Linked DNA regions of Mus musculus: all the other regions are linked to region 3. A link is a loop called in an ENCODE intact Hi-C map of the cell type or tissue named here. Cell type or tissue: gastrocnemius. All regions are shown on one strand. Region 1 overlaps Slc44a3 (solute carrier family 44, member 3). Region 2 holds the start of Tlcd4 (TLC domain containing 4). Region 3 holds the start of Rwdd3 (RWD domain containing 3).

Region 1 (8,000 bases), 330 kb after region 3:
ATAGTATTGCCCACAACTCAGCTTTGCCAGATACTCCGAGTTCTGACCCTCTTCTAGGTTATAGCCCTGGAGAGCAAAGGCCTCTTCTCTTTCTGGAAGAAGAAGGATCTAGGGGTTGAAGATTTAACATCTCTGGAAGCACAGTTTGCTTTGTATTTATCTGTATTTTTCAATCTGTCTTTCTAAATTTGTATCTATTATTGTTGAGTGCTTGTGTGTATGCTGTGTATGTGGAAACATGAGGCCTGGGGCGCCCTGGTGGAGGTCAGAGGACAACGTCTGGAAGTGAGATCTCTCTTTCTAGCATGGGTTCTGGGGATCAAACTCAGGTCGCTTGGCTTTTCGTGGCAGTCACTTTAACCCGCTGAGCCATCTGGCCAAATTTAAAGCACACTTTATGCTTGAATCCTGCCACTCTTGCACAACTGCACACAGCCAACACTCACAAGCAGACCTTCTAGCTTTTCCTAGTGTGCTTAGTCATGTCTTCAGTTTTCATCATTCAGCTGAATTTTATTTTATTTTTTAAATTAGCATCCAAAGCCTGATAGTTCTCATTGCCTGTCATTGCTTGTCCATTTCTCGTGACCTGTACAATTCTTTAATGACAGAGTGTGGAGAGAAGGTAGGGATGAGATCAATGTCCCGGAACCACCGGGCCTCCACATCCAAGTCCTTGCTGGAAACACTTTGGTCTGGTTATGCTAAGATAACTCTCTCTCTCTCTCAGACAGATGTGTTACCTGAGGGAGAAGATCTTTCTTCTTTATAGGAAACGAAGCAACTCCCATCTCCTGCTTCTGGGAGGCTCTCAGTGCCAACCAAGGGCAGCAGCCCCTCTGTGAGTCCTCCAGAGTTCCTAATGATGTGGTTCCCAAAGGGTACCACTGTATTAAAAGCCCACACAGTGCTCTTTATCATCCAGAGGCAACTGCTTAGTGGCATGAATCTTGGCTGCTTGGCTTTTGGACTCCAGAAAGCTCATGTTTATCTACTCATTTGGTCTGAGAGACCAGAGGAGGGTCAGCATTGCCAGGAGCAAACTGCTTCTTCCAGTGCAACCCTGTCATTGTCTTGGGCCTGCTCTTCTGGCTCTAATCCGAGGAGAGTTATACTCAAGAGATGCACACGGCCCAGGTACAGGTGAGTGGGGGTGGGGCGGGAGTAGAGGAACAATAGTCCTCAATTATTTTCATGAGGCAATGTGCCATAGACACTGAAGTAAGTAATTAATTCCCTGGCACTTAACTCTAAGGACATGAATTATAGTTCACAGTTCCTTTAGGGTGTAACATTATTTTTCCAAGTAAATATCCTTCTGATTTTTACAAAGATAAAACCATTGATATAGTTACTGGAGTGTATTTAAAATAGATCCATAGGCCGGGCAGTGGTGGCGCATGCCTTTAATCCCAGTACTTGGGAGGCAGAGGCAGGCAGATTTCTGAGTTCAAGGCCAGCCTGGTCTACAGAGTGAGTTCCAGAATAGACAGGGCTACACAGAGAACCCTGTCTCAAAAAAAAGCCAAAAAAAATTAAAAAATAAAAATAAAATAAATAAAATAGATCCATAGTATTTAAGAATGGATAGTTACAGGAGAATACAAGCTTTTCTTTTAGGTATTTTTAAATTCTAGAGAATATAATTACTTTGCTGTCTAATTTCTTTCTACATTACACGAAACTACATTATAGTTTAAGCAAAAGAGCCTAGAGAATTTTGGGGTTTAAGGGAGACTATTTCCGCTGACCAATAAGTGAGCATATAGGCCAAATTTTAACTTAGTCCTTTTTTCTTTTCTTTTTTTTTTTTTTTTTGAAGCAGGGTTTCTCTGTGTAGCCCTGGCTGTCCTGGAACTCACTTTGTAGACCAGGCTGTCCTGGAACTCAGAAATCCACCTGCCTCTGCCTCCAAAGTGCTGGGATTAAAGGCGTGTGCCACCATGCAGGCTTTTTTTTTCCCCTTTCCTAATTATTGTTACTCTCTTTTAAGGCATTGAGTAAAAAACTGGCAAATATCTTCAGAGATGCATATACAAGCCAAAGCACCCAGACAAACCTCAGGGATAAAAGAGTGGACTCACCTGTTGAAATAACAAGCAACCATTGCTCCTGCTACAGTCATCCGCTGGCATGCAAGGATGAATTCGCTAGTCCAGATGAGGCCAATTAAATGGTACCACCACATATACCGAATGCCGGAAAGAGGCTTATATTCCACTTGGCCACCTTCCATCACCTGGGCAGTACCTAAAGTTTATAATACAAACATGCTTTACACCGATAGTTCCCGTATCCTGGAAGACGGTTCAGTGAACCATGTTTCTTCACGCTTGGTCTTTGGCAGTATGCAAAAATGCAGCTGTCAGAGCTTAAGGTCATACACCAAACACTAAGAATTTAAATAGTGCCAACGCTATTGACAGTGACTATAGGGAATTTGGAAGACAGTTGACATACACCCTAAAACTCATTCTCCTTTGAAGGCATGAAAATGGGTGCCGAAGAGTCCAACATTAGTGATGTTTCATGAGTAATAGAAAAATACCTTGCCCTGTGCATTTTCTGTTACATAGTCTTGTGTGATGGAGGCCAAATATGTTACATTGACAAAAACACACAAAATATTAAGACTGTATTATAGAACTCTTCACCAAAACAAAACAAAACAAAACAAATCCGTAGACTCAATAAAAGAGACTCTAGAGTCTTCCTTTACTCAAACAGGTTCCACTTATAGTTTGTTTCAAGAGCAAACCCTCTTGGCACATGTGAAATGCCTACTTTCCTTGGTTCAGATCTCAATGTTAACCTTCTTGTAGAAGCCTAGGACGCATTATCTAGCTTCTTAGAATCTTAGTCTTGCCTGCGTACTAACTCCTTCTTGGTAGTTTGAGCATAAAGTGATATAATCTGAATAGTTTCTGAGATAAAGCCTGGCCCACAGAAGTAGCCTTCCCTGGGTGATAACAGTTATCATTATCACTGTCGTTCTTATATGATCACTATCCTGTATTCCAGGAGCACAGTATTGCATTAAGGTCAGCAAGGGTGTTTTAATAATGCTCACTATTGGTGTGCTTTCCTTTCTCCTCTGACCTAAAGCATCCTTAAATATCGGTAGATATTACAAATATCTACCAATCCTGCAGACACTGGTAAACCAGCTCCCAGCTCTGTGCCTGGGCTTGATTTCAAATGTTCTCCCATGAGCTTTTCAAGTAAACTATTTATTATAAGGAAGAAATGGGTGCTTTGGTCTTTGGTGAAACCTACAACCTGCCCATGATTTAAACATGTTTTTGTATCTCTTGTCGCATCTACACGTGGACTTTCAGTTCATCCGTTCATTTGCCTTTAGACGCTCGCCCTAGAGTTCACACAGCGAGGGAAAGGCTGAAGATAATAAATGTTCAGCAAAACAGATTCCGCTGGCTTGTCTCCATTCCTTCCTCTCTAAGTTCTGTCAAGCAAGATGGCCACTGTGGGAAGTAGTGGGGTAGCTTGCTTTACAGAGACAAGCCAACAGTGGTCTACTGACTGTCCAGCTCATCTGGCTGGGAAGGAGACGCATTTCAGGTGAGCTCAGAAATCTGCCTATGTTTTTCTAAAGCTGCTATGTTTTAGAAAAGTGTTCCCAGCAACAAGCAAATGACCCTCGTGGTGACCATGCCCCTTAGATACATCAGGCCAGCCAGCAGGCTTTGAGACCCATACTCTGAACCATCTGAAGTGCACAGGGCCTGAGAAGCTTGCAGTTCCTCTTCTGTAAGATGACGAGTGCCAACAGCAAATTATGCTTTGGAGGTACAGAATATTTACATAGAGTGGGGTGGGGCATCATTTTTCTCAGACAGACAGAAAGCTAGTATGGATGCTAAGAGGGGACAATCTTTCCTCTTGGCTGCCCTGCATGGCCATTGTTACACATTTCCTAGTTTGTCACACTGGTGATAACGGTCAGCAAGTGGAGCACTTGAAGTGATAAATCAAGATGCACTTGACCCTCAAAGACTTGACATCTTTTAAAAAAGCCAAACCCAGAGGCTATTTTTGACTAATTTCTGTGGGTTGAAGTATCAAATCTCCCCTACATATCCCCTGCGTGCCGGCAATCGGGTGTGCTTATGTGCGTGGGTGTGGGCACATGTGCCGTCCCTTGCATGTGGCAGTCGGAAGTCAACCTTCATGTACTGGTCCTCGACTTACCACCTTGTTTGCGATAGTCTCTTTATGGCTGCAATAGCCAGGGTAGTTGGAACATAAGCTTCCGGAGCTTCGCCCGTCTCCTCCTCCCTTTTCCTATGGCATGCTGGGATTGCAGACACGTGCACTACCACGTCCAGCTTTTATGTGGGTTCTGGGGATCCAAGCACAGGTTGTTAAGTTTGCACAGCACTTGCTTGCGCTCCAGGAGCCATCTTTCCGTCTCCTGAGGCTGTCTATTATTTGTGCCTCTCTATCAGTTTTACTGAGCGGTTTATAGATGTTCACCAAGACAGGATTGTTTAGCTTCTCAAGGCACTCATTGGCATTTTGGAGCAGACATTTCTGCATAGGATGTAGTGATGGTTTAATGCCTTTGTGGGTGTTTAGGAGTTTGCTTTGCCTCTACTCCCCATTTCTGATAATTCAAAATACTTTCATATGATGCCAAATGCTACCTGGGAGGAAACACTGCTCGAAGCAGATCTCTCAAAGGATCAAGGACTGCAGCTTGAATGGGAACAGAAGGACCTTCATAGTCAGTGTTCCAGAGCCTGAGGGCGGGGCAGGCGTGCTTATGCATGCAGGGCTGCCCTCTCCTGGACGGGCTGTGTTGGTGCAGGCAAGATCCTCGAGGGCGGCTGACCAACCACAAACAAACCATGGAACCTTCTAGAAATCTAGGGTTTTTTGTTTGTTTGTTTGTTTTTTCCACTCTTCGATTGAGGGTAGTAATAGCGACTTCTCGCTCTCTGTGACTCCATCACATCGCTACTCTAAGGTTATATGCTAGCAAGTGTAATTAGTGGATAAGGGGCTAAGAACAGCGAGTGAGATGCAGGGTTAGCTGCAAATGAATCATGGGTAAAATGATCCAGTGTTGACAGTCAACACTCACTGAGTCCAGTACTTGGACATTTGGGTGGACATTAGCTATTAGGAGCAAAAATAGAAGAGGCAAAAGAACCCTTGATAACTCCTCTGAGAGTCCGAGGGACTTACAGATGACCGTGTTTGTTTGTTCATCTTATCTTCTAGACAACGGCTATCTAATCTCTCCTCCAACCTCAGAGCCAACAACCTCAATTCCTGTTACTCAAGGAAAAATGAGGCAATCAGAAGACCTTTCCTTATGCCAACTCCCCAGGCATACTTATCGATATGTCCGGAATTTAACCCCAGTCCTTAAAATGATAAGCTGCCCTTGAGCCTGTGGCCAACCCTGCCACTAGATCCTCCACCCCCACCAAAATACTCCCTTTCCTGAGCCATTACTAACTGTCTCCATTAAAAAAAAAATCTCCTCTGGACTCTTTCCTCTCTTCTGCCTCTTTCATAGTTAAATCCCTCCAGATTGATTCATGGTCAATATTAGATCCTCCAATTCCTTCCCTCCCACCCTCTGTCAATTTATGCTCACGTCTCTACAACAATCTGACCTCCAAGTTGCTGTCGTAAGTCAATGCTGAGATCTTCATCCCTGCCTTAGACACTGAACCACTCAGATGCCCAGCTACTCTTTCCCAGAAACCACCTTTGTCATCTAGCTCTGGCCTTCACTTTCAACCCATCTTGCTGTCCCTTCTCATCTCCAGAGCCCATTTATTTATTTTTTCAAGAGCAAATCTAAGCAAGTGCTCTACCACTGAGCTACACCCTGGTCTTCCAGGGCGTTAACATTGAAATGTCCCTCTACCTCTCCTCCACCTTTGTCAGACTCCTGAACCATACAGGTGAACTTCTCTTTCCCTTCCCACTTCCCTACTCTCTGAGCACTCTGAGCCAAGCCAGGCCAGGCTGCACTGAACAGCCCACTAGCCCAGGGAGAACCTCCATTCTTCTACCACCCCCTCCTCCTACCTTTATCAGACCCGAGACTCCTGAACCATACAGTTAAGCATTCCCCCTCCCATCTTCCCTGTTCTCTGAGCACTGTGGGCCAGGCCAAACTGCCCTGAGCAGCTTGCTAACCCAGGGCGACTTCCATTGGACCGGAGGCTCCTGAGCCATACAGACCTGCACATCAGAAACTATACAGCCCAAGGATAGCCATCAGAGACCTGCCACACCAGGACCATTGAGGTTCATCCCCCTCCCAATAACTACTATGACAAGAATATCCAGAGACCAAACCCATCCAGATGGTTAAAGGACCTCAAAAGAACACAATCACCAAAAGCCAGGGTGATATGACACCTCCAAAGCACAGCTACCGGACTACAGCTAGCCCTGGACATCCTAACACAACAGTGAACTATCTCAAAGCACAATCCTTTCTTTATCTACTCCCAGATACTGTTTATGTGTTCCTTCTGAACTTCAGGCTCATAGATAATTGCTTATTGGAAATATCCATATAGTTATTAAAAATAACTCCCCAAACTAATTTCTACTCATGAAATGCACTCAGCTTTCTGCTCCATCTCAGTTCATGACCTTCACATCTTCCTGCTGCTAAAGTGAGAGACCACGTGAACCAACCCAAAGCCACCGCCAACTCCTTTACCTCCCTCTCCCATCTATTACATCATCAGATACGACACTCTCTAAAGTAGCCTCAGAACCCAGTATGTCACACTGCACTGCACAGACCCAGTAGCCATGCAACACCATTCCTCTCTACTAAGCATTACTGCTGTTAAAATGAGCATCGGGTCCGGTCTGGGTTCTCCAGATTTCCCATTTCACAGCCCCAGGATTTACCCCATTTCTTCTCTGACTGCCTTCATGAATTCACCTCTCTATTAATGACACCACTCTAGCTAAATCTGCCTCCTTCCTGTCCCCAGAACCCTGTCTTCTTTATGGTCCGATACTTGGGACATTCTTCCTTCCCTAAGCCAGCTTTGTGGCCCTGTACAACGCTTTCAAGTCTTTGTTCAAGTATATTTGTTTAGCCCTAACCCTAACCCAACCATAATCCTAACCCTAATACAACCCTAACCCACCCCTAACCCTAACCCAACCCAAGGGCCAAATTAAAAACTGAGTTCCAGCCTCCTCAGGCATTTGACGCCCCTGTCCTCTGCTTTATTTTCTCCTTACATCTTACCAACTATTCCGGTCACTTACCTACCTTACTTAATATAAGTTTTTCTTTGTCTTCCAAATAAGGAAACCTGCATTGTCCGTGTGTTTTGTATTTTACAAGACAGGGTTTCTCTGCAGAGCCCTGGATGTTCTGGAACTCTTTGTAGATTAGACTGGCCCCACCCTCAGAGATCTTCTTAACTTGCCTCCAAGTGCTAGGACCAAGGGTAGGCACCATCACTAACTCACTATGTCCGTGTGTTTTAATAGGATTTTTAACTTACAGCAATTGTTGAACGAGTAGATAAATGTAGAGATGGATAGACATTCTTTAAATGACATATTCTATTTTTTAATTTTGATTTTATGTGCATGAGGGCTTTGTCTGCATTTATGTCTGTGTGCCATATGTATGCCTGGTGTCCATGGAGGACATAGAAGGTATTTAAAAAAAAATCTCTTGAACTGGAATTTCAGATGCTTGTGAGTCACCATCTGGGTGCTAGGAATTGAACCTGGGTCCTCTGGAAGGAGAGGAGACATTGTTCCAATTCCCCCATATTCGATTAAAGATCTTTGAGATAAAGTTCTAAGATCACTCTTAATTCTCTGATTAAAATGTATCAAGCTATATAGCCTTGATGTTGTAGGCACGTTTTAAAGCTTTTCTAGAGTCTATAGTGGTACACTGATCACTGTAGATGGCAGATTCTTAAGGAAGACAGGCCAGCTGGGTAGGACAATATCCAAAAGGGAGCAGACAC
Region 2 (8,000 bases), 90 kb after region 3:
AGAAAAGACAAGAAAAGACAAGAAAAGACAAGAAAAGAAAAGAAAAGAAAAGAAAAGAAAAGAAAAGGAAAAAGAAAATAGGCAAATTAGTTATAAAACGTGATGAAATTCTTATAATAATAATAATAATAATAAATCAATTAAAATTCCTTCTTGCTACCATTCCATCAAATAAACACACACCAAGACAGAAGGCATTATCAGTGCTCATTGCAGCACTGGGGGCTCAGCACAGAGCTGTCTCCCCTACGGCGTGCATCCTCAGCCCCCAAAATACATCTTTCAATGGGTTTTAAGTTTGCTTGGAGAGAATGAAATGAAGTGAGCCTGACGGGGATACTTTCTCCTTATGCCCCCAAACTGAAAGTTAAATTAAAGCCGATACAGAAAACTCAACAGCATATATAGCTGTCTCTAGAGCCTGGGATCCAAAACTGAGCTCACAGGAGTAGCTGGGCAGATAACCAAAACTGGAGGATATGAGGTAATACTAATGAAAGCATTGGACAAATGCCAGGCAGATTTTAAAAAGGGAAGGGCTGATGTTAAACACCTAAAAAAAAAATATCACCTGCAGTCAGAAAGGTACATCAGGAGACCAGATGGTTCAAAAGGAGGACCCAACTAGGTCAGATGTCAATGACAAAATCTAACTAAGTTGCAGTAACTAAGCAACAGGCTCGGATACCTGTGTACTTTCTTCGGTAGGCTTTGTTTTACCTAGGGGTGGGGGCCAGACGTTAACTGTTATGAAAAGGGAAACCAAAAGTCCAAAGAATAGTCATTGCCCTTGGCCAACTGCAGGACACAAAGCAGAATTAGCTGCCGACACTGGTTGAGAGACAGACGCTTGAATTTGATCATGGACCATGGAACCGACCTCTGAGGAAGTCTTGATAGCCCAGCCGTGTTATAAAAGAGAATGAGAATAGTGTTCCAATTCTTGGTGAGGCAGGCAGCCAACTTCTTCCTGAGCACAACCAGGAAGCGGGGCTTAGGAACAACGCACCCCCTGAGCTTAGCTCAGAACTTCTCCAAGGCAGGAAGTGTGCGCCTGCCTCCTCATCCTTCCCACATCTGAGCGCCCCTGCGCTCCCCGAGGCGAGGCGAGGCGAGGCGGCCCACAGAAGTGGACATGACCTAAATCCATCAGCTATTTTGTTCTGGCCCATTTGTTTCCTCACAAACTCTACAAAGAAGGAGCTACTGCTCCAAAGAGATCTGCTTTGAAATCCAAACGCAACTTCCTTTCCACACTTCGTCCTCCTCACCCTTCAGAAGCAATCTGCTTGACTTTGCAGTGAACAGACAAGTGGGAAGTCTCTGTCTGCATCTGCCCCATCCAGCTGCCGTTTGGCTCTATGAGTCTCATACCTTCACAGACCAGACAGGTCCCACACTTCCTTCTGTCCGCAGACATCCAGCTAGGGCTCAGCCATCCCCTCCGGTATCACTAGGCCACCCTACCCTACCCTACTTGGTTTTCCACCGATTAAACAAACGGTGGACTAGCGGTCAGGAGTTTTTTTAAAACAAAACAAAACTAGAAACAGAACAAGAATAACAACTTATTTTAGATGCTCATATACTTATTTGTGTTCTGGGTCTCAAAGTAAAACTGAACTTTCTGGTGTCCTGGCCCAGTAATGCCTGAAGCACTGTTTCTGTCAGGTCTAGGACATTGGTCCATTATTCAACAGCTCCTTTCTGCGTGTGGTTTAAGCCCTGGGTGGATGGGCAGCTATCTTCAAGGGCTACTTTCAAGATTGCTGATCAGTTACACGGTACTACCAGCTCCTGGGGCACCCACAGGATTACCTCTTCCTAAATACATCCATGTTACCTCAGCAAAGAAACCTCTTTTCTAGTGCTGCCTTATCTTGGCTTCTGGGACCTGCTGGGATCTCCAAGGCCTTCGAAGGAACAGCAGGTCTCAGAGCAGCAGGGCTCCATCTCTCAGCGAGCCACCTTTCATGCTTAAGGGAAAACGCTGCCAAAGTGCTTTGGGCTCCTTTACGAAATTACATCACTGTCCTGATGGGATGTGTTCCTAACAAATATTACGTGTCACGTGAATACAGCTGTCCTTAACATCCAGTTCAAGTGTGTGTGCCATCCCAAGGAATGATGGGAAGTCCACCTCCCATACCGCTCTCTTTCCCCCACCCCCTCACAGGGCACTTGGGAGTAGGGAGAGTACCAGGAAACCGTCTACACTCAGTGGGATCCCTAAACTGCTCAAGGACGATGGCACCGGCTAGCCAACATAACTCACGTTAACTTTACCTTCCACTCAGGCCCCCTTGGACATATGGCCACTAATCTCATTAGTTCACTATCTTCCTTAAAAGGAAAACTGTAGAAAAAAACAAACAAACAACAACAACAACTTTTCTGTATCTTAGTGTAGTGTAGACTGCTCAGCTAAGCCCTGACAGCAAAGATCAACTGAATCTTTAATCTGTAAGACAGAATATTAACTTGGAAGCAGGGTGGAGGGAGATTTGAGGTCTGATGGGTTTATGAACTAAACTGCGTGGTGTCCTGTAATAAATGGGGCTTTGAGAGGACACAGGTGTGCCAGGCCTCCTTTGGAGCACCAAGGGAAGTGGAAGGAACAGGTCTGATGACTGTAATATAGCTGCCCTTGATGGTGAGGGACAATAAATTCTCAAAGAGTGACAGAGCAACCTCAGACTCTTCCACTTCCTCTCTGTACCTCAGCCCCTTCCCTGCCTCCCTTCAGAAACCCAGGCTCCATTGCTCCATTGGTGATGTTAGTCTGGGAAGGTAGCCATCCCTTCCTGCAGGGCACTTTTCTGCCTTCCCACTCCTTTGCAGGGAGTATCCTTACCCAGTTTAGCACAGTTTAGCTTCTCAGAGCTCGGTGGTCACCTCACAGGGCCTCTCTTGATAGTCCAGTGGAATCTCTCCAACAGAGATTTCAGCAAACATGCAAGGCCTGGCCAACTCTAGCATCCTTACTCTGTAGGTCTATTTAGAAAACTCTTAGCAAACGTCCATCTTCTCTGGTGATTGACGTTTCAAGCCTCTGACAACTGTCACCCCTAGCGCTTCCAAGTGAACAGAGAGGACTTTAGTGGCAAGAGCCATAATTTTTTCTTTTCCCCCAAGTGATGAAGGCTTTTACTGGAAGGAGCAGAAGCACAAAGCTAGTGATAATGACTAAGCAACTGGGGCAAAGACATCCAGCCCAGACAGATAAAACTCCTGAAAGATGGCACCGCAGAGAAGCGCTGGACAGAGGCAGTGTGGTGAGAGGAGTTGCAGGGATCCAAAGAGAATAAATTCTCTGGATCATCACATGGCACAGGGGAGGGGAGCCTCCACAACTAGTCTCAAGTTTTTCTGACATCACCGGTACACACATCTTATTTCGTTTCATCCATACAACTTAAGGAAAATAGAAACAAAGAGAAAAGATCTTTAACCTGATGGAACATGGGCAGTGGGATTCCTGAATATATTGACTTAAGAAACTACTTATAAACGTTAATTTCACCTTAAAACATCCCCATCCTAGATCCATTTTTAATTTTTCAATTATCTGACTATGTAAAGGTTTTACTAAATAAAATTACAGACATGAGTATTAAACACATTAATTCCCACCATCCACACAAACTCTCCCACATTGCCTCCAAACTGGTATCTGAGTTAATTTAAACATCAAAGATTACTTTTTAATATTTTGCAGTTTTACATACACATGTACAGTGGCTCGAAAATGCTTACAAATAAAAACAAAAACACAGGCCAGCAAGTGTCCGTTAAATGAACTTAACTTAAAACCACTTTCACAGAGGCTGCCCTACCATCTTGGAAAGGTGGGAAAATAAGATAGTGGCATTAGAGGCCCCATTTCCTACCAAGGTAAACGAAGGCACTTAGTTTAACCAACTTGCCAGGAGGTTACAGAGGCTGGAAAGAGAAACCAATTCTCCCTCCACTAGACTTAAGCACTCAGGTGGCTAAAAATGGGACCCACTTGAGAGTCGTGGGGGGTAAAAATAGGCTACTTTTTTTAGAAAAGGAGGATGGGGATGCCACTTGATGCTCCCGACCCTGAGCCGGTCTCTCGCAAGAAAGCGTCCCCCGCAGGCCCAGAGGTTGCACCCACCCGCTTTGGGCTCAGACCCCTTGATTGCCTCTAGCCAAGCAGGAAAGCCGGGGGACCGAACCAAGCAGCCTGGGAGAACCGAGTGGACCCCGGGCCAGCGCCGGGGGCCGCGGGCCCGGGACATCATCTGCTCCGAGCTAAGCGGCGCGGGGCCGACAGCAGGAAGGATGCTGCGCCGCCGCACACCTGCGAGAGCCTCCCGCGCGCTCCCACCCGCCTCGGGCGCCCGAGCTCGGCCGCGCTAGGCCGGTGCGACGCGGCGCAGTGCCCGAGGCTGCGCTGGGCGAGGCCGCCCTCCTCCCGGATCCCGTCCAAACGGCGTCACCTGTGCCGGGTCCCGGGACGACTCCCGCGGGCGGCGGCTACGCGGGGCCGGGAGAGCGCAGCGGGGCTCACAGGCGCCTGGTCATCCAGCCTGGCCCGAAGGCTGCGCCGGCCGGAGCCACGCGCGAGATGCTCGCGGAAAGCCGGGGGAGCCCGGAGGAGCTGTCGCCGAGGCTCGCGCCGCCGCTGCCGCCGCGCCCGCCCGGACTGCGGGCTCGGGTTACCGCAGAGCGGCTCCTTAAAGGGGCCGCGGCCGCTCGGACTGGGCTGGCGCTCGCCGCGGCTCCGACCCCAGGCCAGAGTGGGCGGGGCCCGGAGGCCGCGCGTGGGGCCCACCTCCCGGCGCTGGGACTTGGATCGCGGCGGGAGCTCGAAGCCGCGAGCTTAGGCGGTGGGCTGCGAAGGAACCCTGAGAGCTCACACCTCTGCCCGGGTGCAGTGTGCGGTGCGCGGGCTTTCCCAGCAAGTCACAGACCTCACGAGTGGGGAGAAGAAGTATGTGAGTCCGCCCCCGCGTTGGTCAGCGCCCCGGCTCGCCACGTAACCCAAACCCCTTTTCAATGGGGAATTCTGTCTTATATGCCCAAACGCTGTGCAAAAGATCCGCATGGTTTGCTTTGTCGAGGAGATGAAATGGCAACTGATGCTTTTTTTTTTCTTTCTGCCACGTCTGCCACGGCCAAAGTCCAGCCCCGCCCCGTTCTGGTTTGAGGCTGCAGGTGCGTGCCAAGCCGGCTAGGAGGCACGTGTGTAGAAGAGGCGTCATGTCCCAGAGCAGCCTCTTCCCAAACCCCCGGAGAACACCCTTGAAGGACCGCAAGCTATCCAAGTATAGCTCCTGCCTAGCATGTCCAAGGCCCTGGATTCGATTTCCACGTAACAAAAACGGGTACATTAGCAATCCATCTATATCCGGGACCCCTCTGCGGTCAGGATGTTTAAATGGGACTGGACTGTTTTTTTTTTGTTTGTTTGTTTGTTTTTGTTTTGTTTTAGGACTGGCTGAGTATCCCAAACTGCCAAGTCTATAAACTCTGCTTTCCGACCTGCTGTATCAACCAGATCCAATTAACTGGAATAAAACTAAATAATGCAGAGGTACACACAAGCTGTATGATTTGCCAAAAAAAAAAAAGCAGTCACAAGTCCTATTTTTGGAACTAGATGAATTCTACATAAATCGAATAACCTGGAAATTTCAACATTAATGACATAGGGCAGTTGTTTGTGAGAAATACCTACCAAATAAAGCTTACATATTTGACCTAATAATATGCATACACACAGGGAAGCATCTGCTGCCAATTTAGGCCAGAAAATGTACACATAATCTCACACCACATCTGTATTTAAATTCATCTTGGAAAGCAATAGAACCGAAATCCTATTTATTAGAACCTGGAGTCCATTTTTTAGCCGAGCTGTCTCCAGCTGACTGAGCTAACTAAGCTCAATGAAGCTCACGTCTTCATCTATAGAAATGGAACAATTCAATTATTTCTGAAAGCTCCCCGGTCTAGGCGGAACCACAGAGAAAACCTCTATGAGCTACACGGTCAGAAAACCAGCCAGGAAGACCATGCAGATCGTTCCCTGTGTTCTACCCAAGCGTCTCGGCATTCCAGGGCCACAGCGCTGTGGCCACACCTGTTTCATCACAGATATTTCCCAACCTGCATAGCCCCTGACTGTTTTTGCTTTGCCCCATAGCTGCTTCATGTACTCATGTGCTCCTCTCATAACTGTGTGGGCATGTGATGGTTATAGGCAGATATCTATAGGGTCAGTTCAGCTAAGACGAATTTCACAGTGCTATCTCAGGACTGTCATCTGCAGGCACTTATCCTAGCTCCTCATTGTTGGTCAGTTGCTCTGTTCTCTCCTGATAATGCACCACCATTACCCTTAACATCTATAATTCTCTAACTCCAACAGTAATTAACCTAACAAGCCAAGTCAACCTATGGAAATACACTATGGAAATGTGACTGTCCCGGGATTCCTTCATGAGCCTCTATCAATGCATTACCAAACTGCAAGAGTGTATTGAGATTACATAGTGATTATATCAAGGACAAACATTGAGATCTGAAAATACTAGTTGAATTTCAAAACTTACTTTCCCTCCACCACCCCCATTTTGAAACAGTCTCAGCTAGCCCAGGCTGACATCTAACTCATGTAAGATGCACCATAATACATGCCCACATTGAATGTTAAATTTTAGTCTAACAAAAAAAAAGTGATTTTAGCAGAGAATATACCTACTGTATATTTTCTGAATTTCTTTAGACTGGTCATTTCAATTATTCACTTTTAAATCTTAGTTACTCTTAACAAAACTTCCTCAAAATCCTGTGTTTACTGTATGAAGTCCTGAATTTCTAGTGTGTTGCGGGCGTCAAAGCTAAATTGCACTTTTTGTGCTATTTGATCAAAGAAACCGCTCAAGAGAAGTAAAAATATTTATTCATCTACCCTTAAAGGCTGGAGAGACGGCTCAGCAGTTAACAGCACTGGCTGCTCTTCCAGAGGCCCTGAACTCAATTCCCAGCACCCACAAGGTGGCTCACAACCATCTATAAAGGAGTCTAGTGTTCTCTTCTGGTATGCAGGTGTACATGCAGCAGGGTACTCGTATACATAAAATATACAAATAAATAAAGATAAAAAAAATAAAATAAAAATTCTCTTAAATGATACAAATTTCCCTGATGAATTAGTTTTAAAAAAATCCTTACACTTCTAAATAGAGCTGATTGTTAAACTGAGACTGAAAACTACTTTGTTTTTTAAAATAACAATGGAGCTCAGGAAAAATTGCTCAGTTCTCTTCTTTCTGTTTTTTGGGGGTTTTGGGTTTTTTTGGTTTTTTGGTTTTTCGAGACAGGGTTTCTCTGTGTAGCCCTGGCTGTCCTGGGACTCACTCTGTAGACCAGGCTGGCCTCAAACCCAGAAATCCACCTGCCTCTGCCTCCCAAGTGCTGGGATTAAAGGCGTGCGCCACCACGCCCAGCTGAGAGATGAAGTCTAGATGATCACACACATTCTGATCAGAAAGTCTGGGCTAGAGCTAGAAACCTGTCTCGGAGGCAAAGCCCTTGCTGGGCATGTGCAAGGCCCTAGGTTCATCTACAGCACAGGAGGAGAGGGGAGGGGAGGGAAGAGGAGGGAAAGGGTGGGGAGAGGAGGGGAGGGGAGGGGAAAGGTGGGGGTGGGGAGGAAGGGAGGTGAGAGGGGCCGGGTTTAGGGGCATGGTTCAGCTAGTAACAGAAATGAATGACTGCACTAGGACTTTTAGTATATCAAGAACTTTTTGCCAGATGTTATGAGTACTTACTTAAAATTACTTTCCATTGTGTTTTAGGAAGAAACTATTTGAAGATATTAAAAAATGTTATCCCTATAGGGGTAAAATGCTGGATAAGTTCTGAGTTCTTTGTGCTTACATTATGTTTTTCTCCCTGAATATATGTGTATTACCTTTCTTTACATTTTATTTTTAATAAAAGTCATAGATATAGATATATGAGTC
Region 3 (8,000 bases):
CATCGTTCTTAGAGAAGGAAACAAAACAACTAGAAAGACTGGAAGGTAAAGGTGGCACTCTTTCAAAATAAAGTCTAAGACTATGTGGACTTTAGAGAGATGAGTTCAGCCAAGACCATCGGCAAACAACGTCAATATGTCACTGTAACAGTTTTGCAGGGGGACAGAGTCCAATCTGAACAACAGTGTTAATAAAACACAAAACCCACTGGGAAGCTATCGCCAGCCTATTGTGTGATGCAGTTAAGCTGTTATGCGAGTCCTCTCTTTTTCAACTTTTAATCCTGTGAGATAGCTTCTAAACTGCGACTCCATTTATAACAGGCACTGGGCACAGCCATATACTCTCCGTGTCTCTACCCGGAAAATGGATGATAACACCTTCAGAAGGGACCACACACGTGTATGCTTGAAGGGGAATGCGGACCTCCCACCACCAACTCGATTGTTCTGAATATAAGCCGGATCCCACCCACACTATTGCCACTGTTTTGTTTTTTTTTTTTCTCAGCATCATGGATTGTCTTACTGTAAGAACGTTTCCTGCACCAGCCCCTTTCCTACAGAGGAGTGGGACCCAGTGCCAAACCCAACCCTGTGGAGCTTGGTGGTGATGTAATCTATGTGACCATCAGTGATCCTCAATGCAAACTAAGCTAAGCAAGCCTCTCCTTAAAACCCACGTGAAGATCAAGGTGACCACACCAACCCTGGCACCTGGACTGACTCGTGGGATGGAGAAGAACAGAATATCCCTGATTTGGCTACTCCACTGCTTTCCCAAGCTGGGAATATGGTGTTTACATTATTTCCAGCCCTAAGAGACTGTTACACACAGCGCCTCTTCCTTTGAACTTACTCTAACATGAGTGGCCAGGATGCAAACTCCCTCAAAACTCTTAAAAGAAATTACTCCCCACTAAACTGAACCCATCTATTCAAGACTTTTCGGCTCAGGGCCTCAAGAGCTGGCCGTTGGGGTCAACCCAGGTCTTCCTGTCTTACAGAGAAATGTAGGCCCTCTGCAATATTCTTCTAATCTCACTTAAGACAGGAGAGACTTATCTGGTGGAGGCCAGGGAAGAAATGATGGGTACAGAGTGACACCCTGAAACCCGAACTGCCGCTGGCAGCGAGGGTAGAAGCCACGAAGCCTGCTACACTTGGTGTTTGCCTCACTCACAGCTCCCGAGTGTGTCAATCATTCCTGCTTCAATCGCTGAACTGTTCTACTCTTCAGTGAACCTTCTAGAAAACAAAATGTCCGAAGCTGTTACACTGAATTCCTTTATAATTCAATTACTTATTGATGCCAGAACACTGAATTAAATTAATTAGGAGGCATGACTTGAAGTCATGCTCAATTTAAGAGCAGATAAAGAGCCGCAGTGTTCAGAGTATTAAGACAACCCCCTCCCCCTCTCTCTCAGCACTTCTTTTTGGGGGGTTTCTCTGACCTATCAACAGTATCTGATTGGTCATAATGCAAACCACCACCATTTTTTTAAAATGTCATAGGACATCACAGGTTCGTTTCTCCCAGATATTGGCAAGTAAGTCACGATACAAGAACTCGGAGACACGAGTGATCCCTTTAAATAGCTGCCTCCGGCAGAAGCAATTACCAATAGAGAGAATTGTGGAGACAGGAGATGCTAACCGATCAGGATGCTACCCAATCACAAGAGGGTGGCAAATCCCTACAATAAATCCTTTCATAGGGGTCTTAAGGAAGTTTCAAAAATATACAAGACAGGTCTAGGCACTTAAGAAGAGAGCAACTCCATTTTTCTAGAAAGTTCACATGGCCTGAAACGTCAAATCACCACAAAGATCTGTAGATGTGTGCATGCAAGAAGGCATAGGAGAAAGGGGTCACTGACTTATCTTATGGAAACCCAAAGCCCTCCTAATCATAGATATAGCTTCCTTAGGTCTAGCACATCTCACACTGTCTTCCTAGAGCTAAGCCAATTTATGGTCAGAAAAGCCATTACAATCGTAGTTACATTGTAACAGTAGAGGGATGGCTCTCACTGACCTCAAAATGTACATGACATATTTGACAGCTCAGCGAGGGTGAGAATAATTTGCATCAGCACATTTTCCCAAAAGGGGGAAATTGGGGGCACTCAGTGGTTAAGAGCACTGACTATTCCCTGGGTTCAGTTCTCAGCACCTTTAAGGCAAGGCTCTCAAACCCTCGGTAACTCCTAGCCCCTGAACGTCCTATTCAGGCCTCCCAGGCACACTCAGCATACAGGTCTATACAGGCATGCAAAACACTCATACATACGCCAAAAAAAAATTTAAAAGTGTGTGAGTGGAGCGTCTGGGTTCCTTAACGGAAGCCAAGACAAGAATGAAATTTTAGCTTTTTAAAACAATTAATAATAACAACAATAGTAATAGCTTTACAGACTATAAACTCTCAGAGGGTCGGTGCCCTGCCTGGGTTAGAAGAGAAGGTCTCCATGCTGCGTCCAGCAGAAGTCTGGAATCGGCTGCCATTTTTCAGCAGCCTGGAAAACGTAAAAATAAAAATATTTTTAAGTAAAACAACAAAAAAAATTAATAATAAAGTCAAAGGCAATTAACTCTGGAGAGTTCAAACCTTAACAAGCATTTCCTGACTGCCTTCCACGTGGCTGACAACCAACTACAGCGTCCTGTTGTCAGGGACGTGATACACAAATGCTTATGGTGGATGCCGACTATTTGGAGGAGCTGGGTTTCACGAGGAGGGCACTGCGCACCGTCTAGTTGCGGGAGAGCACGGGGTAGGGGGGCGGAGAGGGCGAGCTCAGGGGAGGGCACTGCAAGCGCAGGCCAACCCCACCCCCCAGTCCCCTCCTACTCCTGTCCAGGGCCACAAGACACCGGGTCCCCGACTCCCCGCAGTGGCCGCAGGGTGAGAGGCAGGGTATTCACCTGAACAGCTCAACATCTCCCACTCGTTGGGCCCGCAGAAGATCGCGGCCAGCGCCGAGAGCTCCTGCCGCACCTCCTCCACCATATCCGTGCGACCAGAACCCAAAGCCACTTCCGCCGCCTCCCGGAGCAAAGCTCCCCTACGGTCACTGGGGGGCGCCCCGGCCTCACAGCCAGGTCGGCTGCGGATGGCGCCGGGCGGGGGGCGGGGAGATGGGCGTGTTTATGGGCGTGGCATGTGTCCGCCCAGAACCTTCTGAGTTTTGGCCTCTGTGGTTTTCTGGATCAGAGAGAGACCTGTAAAGCCCCAAAGTCCCCTACAAGAACAACCAGGCTGTGAACCCACCGTGCTTCACCAGGCTAGGAGGAAATGGAGAGAGTAAAAAAAACCTAAACAAACAAGAAAAGCCAAACAAGGCGAACGAGCCCTTGTCAGGCTTTTGAACTTTGTGTCCTGAGATCCCACAGTGAGCAAAACACAAATTCCATGTCCTCATGAGGGTCAGTGACCCTCGTGGTCAGGATATTTCAGAAAAGAGAACGATAATGACCTCCAGGATACTGACCTGGTTGGTCACTAGCCTCGGGATTACACACAAGGTCTAGATTCCAGGGCCTCTTTCCAGTCCAAGATGAAGAAGAGGGAAGACTGAGATGAGACTCCTTAGAGATGGGGTCCAAAGCCAAAAACTAGCTTTACAGTGATTTGATTTGAGTTGATTTGATTTGGTTCGGTTTGGTTCGGTTCAGGTGATATTCGATGCATATAACATAATGTGTCTATTACCTCTCTGATCCCTGAAGCTTAATGGTGAAATCACCATCTTTGAATCTTGACCTAAATTTCAAAACACTCGCAGTAACAATAGGATAACAGAATGAGTGATGCATCTGTTTCAACCTCGACTTTAGTAAGCAAAATTAATTTGTGGTAAGTAGTTCTGTCTAGGTGCATTTGACTCCCCCCGCCCCCAAAATAAAAATTTTTAATTCTGCAGCTCCCAAGAGTCCTTTGGCTCACTCGGGGAGGTCTCATGCCACTGGTTTGTATCAGAAATAACATTCTGTGAGTTCATCAAAGAATTTAAGTAGGTCTTCAGTGACTCCTTTCACTGACTTCTACAAGTCAGAATAATTTTAACTGGGCCACGTTACTATCCCAATCATCATTTCTATTGCTAAAAGGGCAATTTGAAAAAAGGAAGAGAAATTGGCTTCCAAGAAGAGAAAGGAAATCTGATGAGATAGACAAGAAAAGCTTTTCCAGGGATGCCCTGAGATTTCAGTGACCCCAGGCAATTAGGAACCGTGCTGTGCAAATAATTAGAAAGATAAAGGTTTATTTAAACACATGATTATCTATAATGTAACCAATTTGTATTAGAAGAAAGAAAAAAAAAATAGTTCCTTTGAGTTATTTCCAAAATAGCAGTTCAAGCAAGTTCAGTGGGTTCATAATTAACTGTTAGAGAGATTTGGGGAAAAGATTACACTTTTTGATTTACAGCACCACTCTGTTATTCAATTTTCAGTTTAAAGTCCAATGTTACTGCTAAAAGTAATGGAAAATATTAATTTGATTATTTGTCATATTTGTTAAATGGTCCACACAATAATTGAATAGCCCTCATCCTGTTTTAATTTTTCAAATTCAATGTGTGATATGAACGAAATAACACGAACAGCGTGATTTCATTGTCAGCAGGATTAGGAGGCGATCACCGGAGCCTACTGTCAGTAAGGGGTCCATGGGAATTGATGTAAAAGTACAGCCATCTATTATCATACTTAAAATTTTCTGGTCAGTGGGTTTCTTCTTTGCTTTCCTTTCTCCGTTGATTCCTTAACCTGCTTTTCATACTTCATTTAGCATGCTTAAATAAAAAGTTCATGTGAATTGTCTTCTAAATTGACACTACCCGGAGACACTGAAATCCCTCGAATACATTTCTTGCACTCTGACATTTAGAAGTAATCATCACAGAGGCAGCGTGATGTCTGCTTGGCATTTCTCACACAACGGAAATAGCAGGTACCTGGCAGATCTCTGAAGCTACGGCACCATAATCATTTTTCTTGTAATAAGATTTCTTCTAGTCAGCGGCTACTGAAATTCTAGATATTTAAATGTGAAGTGGATGTGAACAGTGAGAGTATATTATCCACCTCTATCCCCACCTCCCACAAATACGCACACCAGTGTGTGATTTGCTAAAACAGTGCTACCTCTCCATGCATTTCTCCTAAAGCGCAGTGTACCCAAGACTGGAATAGGAGGGGACTCGTACCCTCTCACCCCCAGTTAAAACCACTAACCCAGGAAGTCAGTGTGGACAGGTAGTTCTTTTAATTTTCCCAGAACAGCTCTACTGACTGTCAAAACCCACTTTCACGAGCAAACAGGACCCAACTTGAAGCCAATTGGGAAAGGTGAAACGTTACTTATCCTGAGAAAAAGCTGAGTGGGCTTAATAAGAAAAATTATGATCTGAGAACATTAAAAATTACTCCCAAAAATGTCTCAGTGGTGGAGTACCTGCCTGGGCTGCTCAAGGTTGCGCTCCAGCCCTTAAAATAATGAAGAAGACACTAAAAGCCAGTTTCCTACACAGAGCTAACTGGGAAAAGCCATGCTGTGTGTGTCTAAAGCGTTCCTGTGCTTGCTCAGGTCTCTACACGTTCTCAGACTCTGTGACAGTTCTTGAGACAGAGATGAAGCAAGAACACACTCCGACCTTCGATCTAGATAAGGAAATACAATCTGCTGTAGTCGAAAACTGTCTCGCCATGTTGTAGGCACAAGAAATGCCACATGTGGTTAACCAAAGTGAAGTTCAAGGTCCTGACATGGTTGGACAGTGGGGATGGTGCCATGCTTTTGCCCAAAACTTGCCCGGAGGAAAAATAATTTTGTAATGTTCAGGAATGTCACAGGCTTCCAAAAGGGTACAAATGGGTGCTATTAATTGATCATAAGTCTTTCTGTTCTGTTACAGAGTCAAAGTTGCAAAATTATCTTTCACCATGATGTCAAAATAGAAACAACTCAATTGCATGAGAATTTGGCCCGGATTTCTGTTTTGGGTCAAGATATGCCAGCACCTCGTCCAGATAATCTATCTGTCTTTGCTCTAGCATATCCATTGCAATCTGCCTGTGCTTGGCTCCTAAATACAAATGCTATCAAAACAGTCCTAGCTTGCTGTGTGGGAAGCTGTCCCCGGGGCAATGTCCACTGACAGTTCAATGCTTATCAATGTTATCCAAACAACTCATCCTTATCATTAGAGTTTTAAGGTCTGTCTAATTAAAATAATACCCAATGATTAATTCTGGTTGCTGCAGCAAATATATTCCTTTTAGTCCTTATATTTTTCTCACAGTCTATGACTAGGAGAGCCAGTTTTTATTATCTGGAGGAGCTATAAATGTGCAAATATGACTGTTTTGGAAAGACAGTGGTTGAAATGGAGGGAGATAAAGGGAGGCCCCAGAGCAGAGTAGCAAAAGTGGGGCCTGGGGTTCTTAAAGGCAAACAAGCAGAAACACTGTAGAAGGGTGAAAGACATTATGAAGGAAAAGGGAAAGAGTAGAGAATGGGAAGTGGTGAGGAAAAAAACCCACAAGGTAGAGAAGAAATTTTAAAAATGACATAAACAGTGACATATCAATGACATAAGCAGTGACAGTCTGAAATTGTACTCAGTCATAGTTTGGGAGCCAGGAGAGGTGGCTGTGTAATGAACAAGTAAGAGACCATAGCTAATGCTCTCTCCTGTGAGGTTTATGTTTTCTGTATTCAAAGTTGATTTCTGAATGTGCTCAATAGATCATTTCTTCTGGGCATATTAGTTTTGAAAGATGACTGATTTAAGAGGACAAGCAGTAAGAAAAGCAGAGGGGAAAAGAAGAAAGCACAGCGCAGGAGGCTCAGGAAGAGGGGGAAGGATGCTAACTCTGAGGTTAAGAGATTCTAACCTCAGGTGCTTACTGGATTTATGGCTTAGGAATGGCTCTGATGGGAAATGCACAGATCCTAAAACTTCCACAGCCTTCACAGCACACATGTGTTCCTCTCTCACATATTCTGGTCTGGAGATGGCGTCTAGACCAGACTTGGGCTCCGTGGCCCTGTTCTAGCTTGATCCTCAGTTTTGTGCAGTTCTTGATGACCTGAGATGTTCCAACCGCCATGTCCTCGTACATCCAGTCCGATGCTGTTGGCTGGATCTCAGTCCATGAATGTCGCAGTTAAAGGAAATATGAACAATACCATGTTTAATCACAGAGACCATGGATTCACCTAGATATTGAAGAATAAATTAAGTATCATCTACTCTTATCATTTCTTTATTATAGAGAAAGGGCAATGCCACGAGGAAGCAACCTGCTGTCCCTGTCACATCAAGTTCAATGCTGGTCATGAGATTAAGTTGTCACGTAATTTTCTGGACCCAGCACTTTTCCTTCCCTTGTCCCCCACCACCCAGATCCCTAGCTTACTGCTCTGCCTTCATTTTCTCACAGCATTCACCACTATCTGAAATCACTCTGTTTATTTGTATCTTGTGGCTTCCCATGCTCTAGTCTCAAGGTCTGTGTCCTCTCTGGGTCCATGACCTGAATGTGATGGTATTTGGGAGGTGACCATGTCATCAGCATACAGCCCTCACAAATGGCATTTATGTCCTTACCAGAGAGATTGAGGGAGCATCTTGCCTTTTCAACCAAATAAGGACAAAGAAAAAAAGCCAACCTGTGAACAACCTGTCTCAGTTGGGGTTTCTATTGCTCTGAAGGGACACCAAGACCAAGGCAACTCTTATAAAGAAAAACATTTCATTGGGGCTGGCTTACAGTTTAAGAGGTTTAATCCACTATTGTCACAGTAGGAAGCATGGTGGCATGCATGCAGACATGATGATAGAGACATAGCTGAGAGTTCTACATCTGGATTGGCAGGAAGCAGTAAGAGAAAGTGACACAGGGCTTGGCTTGAGGATCAGAAATCACAAAGCCTGCCTCCAGTGACACACTTCCTCCCACAAGGCCACACTTCCTAACAATGC

What was found. Hi-C counts contacts between places; a loop is a spot of excess contacts. Peaks named below come from ENCODE experiments on the same cell type or tissue, not always from the same donor. Only the 100,000 strongest peaks of a DNase experiment are listed, where the experiment ranks them.
Region 1: it touches region 3 in a loop (6-fold over the local background); 30 of 42 quality-filtered maps call a loop at or near these places.
Region 2: a loop joins it to region 3, with 5 times the contacts of the local background. A loop is called at or near these places in 11 of 42 quality-filtered maps.

What each region holds. Positions count from the first base shown.
Region 1 is chr3:121,495,635-121,503,634 of GRCm38, forward strand. Slc44a3 (solute carrier family 44, member 3) reads right to left here. Exons shown (of 15, transcript NM_145394.3): 10 at 2,085-2,250. Among named protein-coding and RNA genes, the nearest start is that of Gm38684, 32 kb to the right of the region's middle. In gastrocnemius, no CTCF peak of the experiment used is centred here; a DNase peak (open chromatin) is centred at 4,784.
Region 2 is chr3:121,258,234-121,266,233 of GRCm38, forward strand. It overlaps Tlcd4 (TLC domain containing 4), which reads right to left and starts at 4,934. Exons shown (of 8, transcript NM_001355678.2): 1 at 4,467-4,934. In gastrocnemius, no CTCF peak of the experiment used is centred here; DNase peaks (open chromatin) are centred at 967, 4,623 and 5,146; H3K4me3 peaks cover 2,649 bases; H3K27ac peaks cover 3,633 bases.
Region 3 is chr3:121,168,661-121,176,660 of GRCm38, forward strand. Rwdd3 (RWD domain containing 3) reads right to left here and starts at 3,035. Exons shown (of 5, transcript NM_028456.3): 1 at 2,932-3,035. The coding sequence starts at 3,016. In gastrocnemius, a CTCF peak has its summit at 3,080 (motif pointing right); a DNase peak (open chromatin) is centred at 3,062; H3K4me3 peaks cover 1,404 bases; H3K27ac peaks cover 1,131 bases.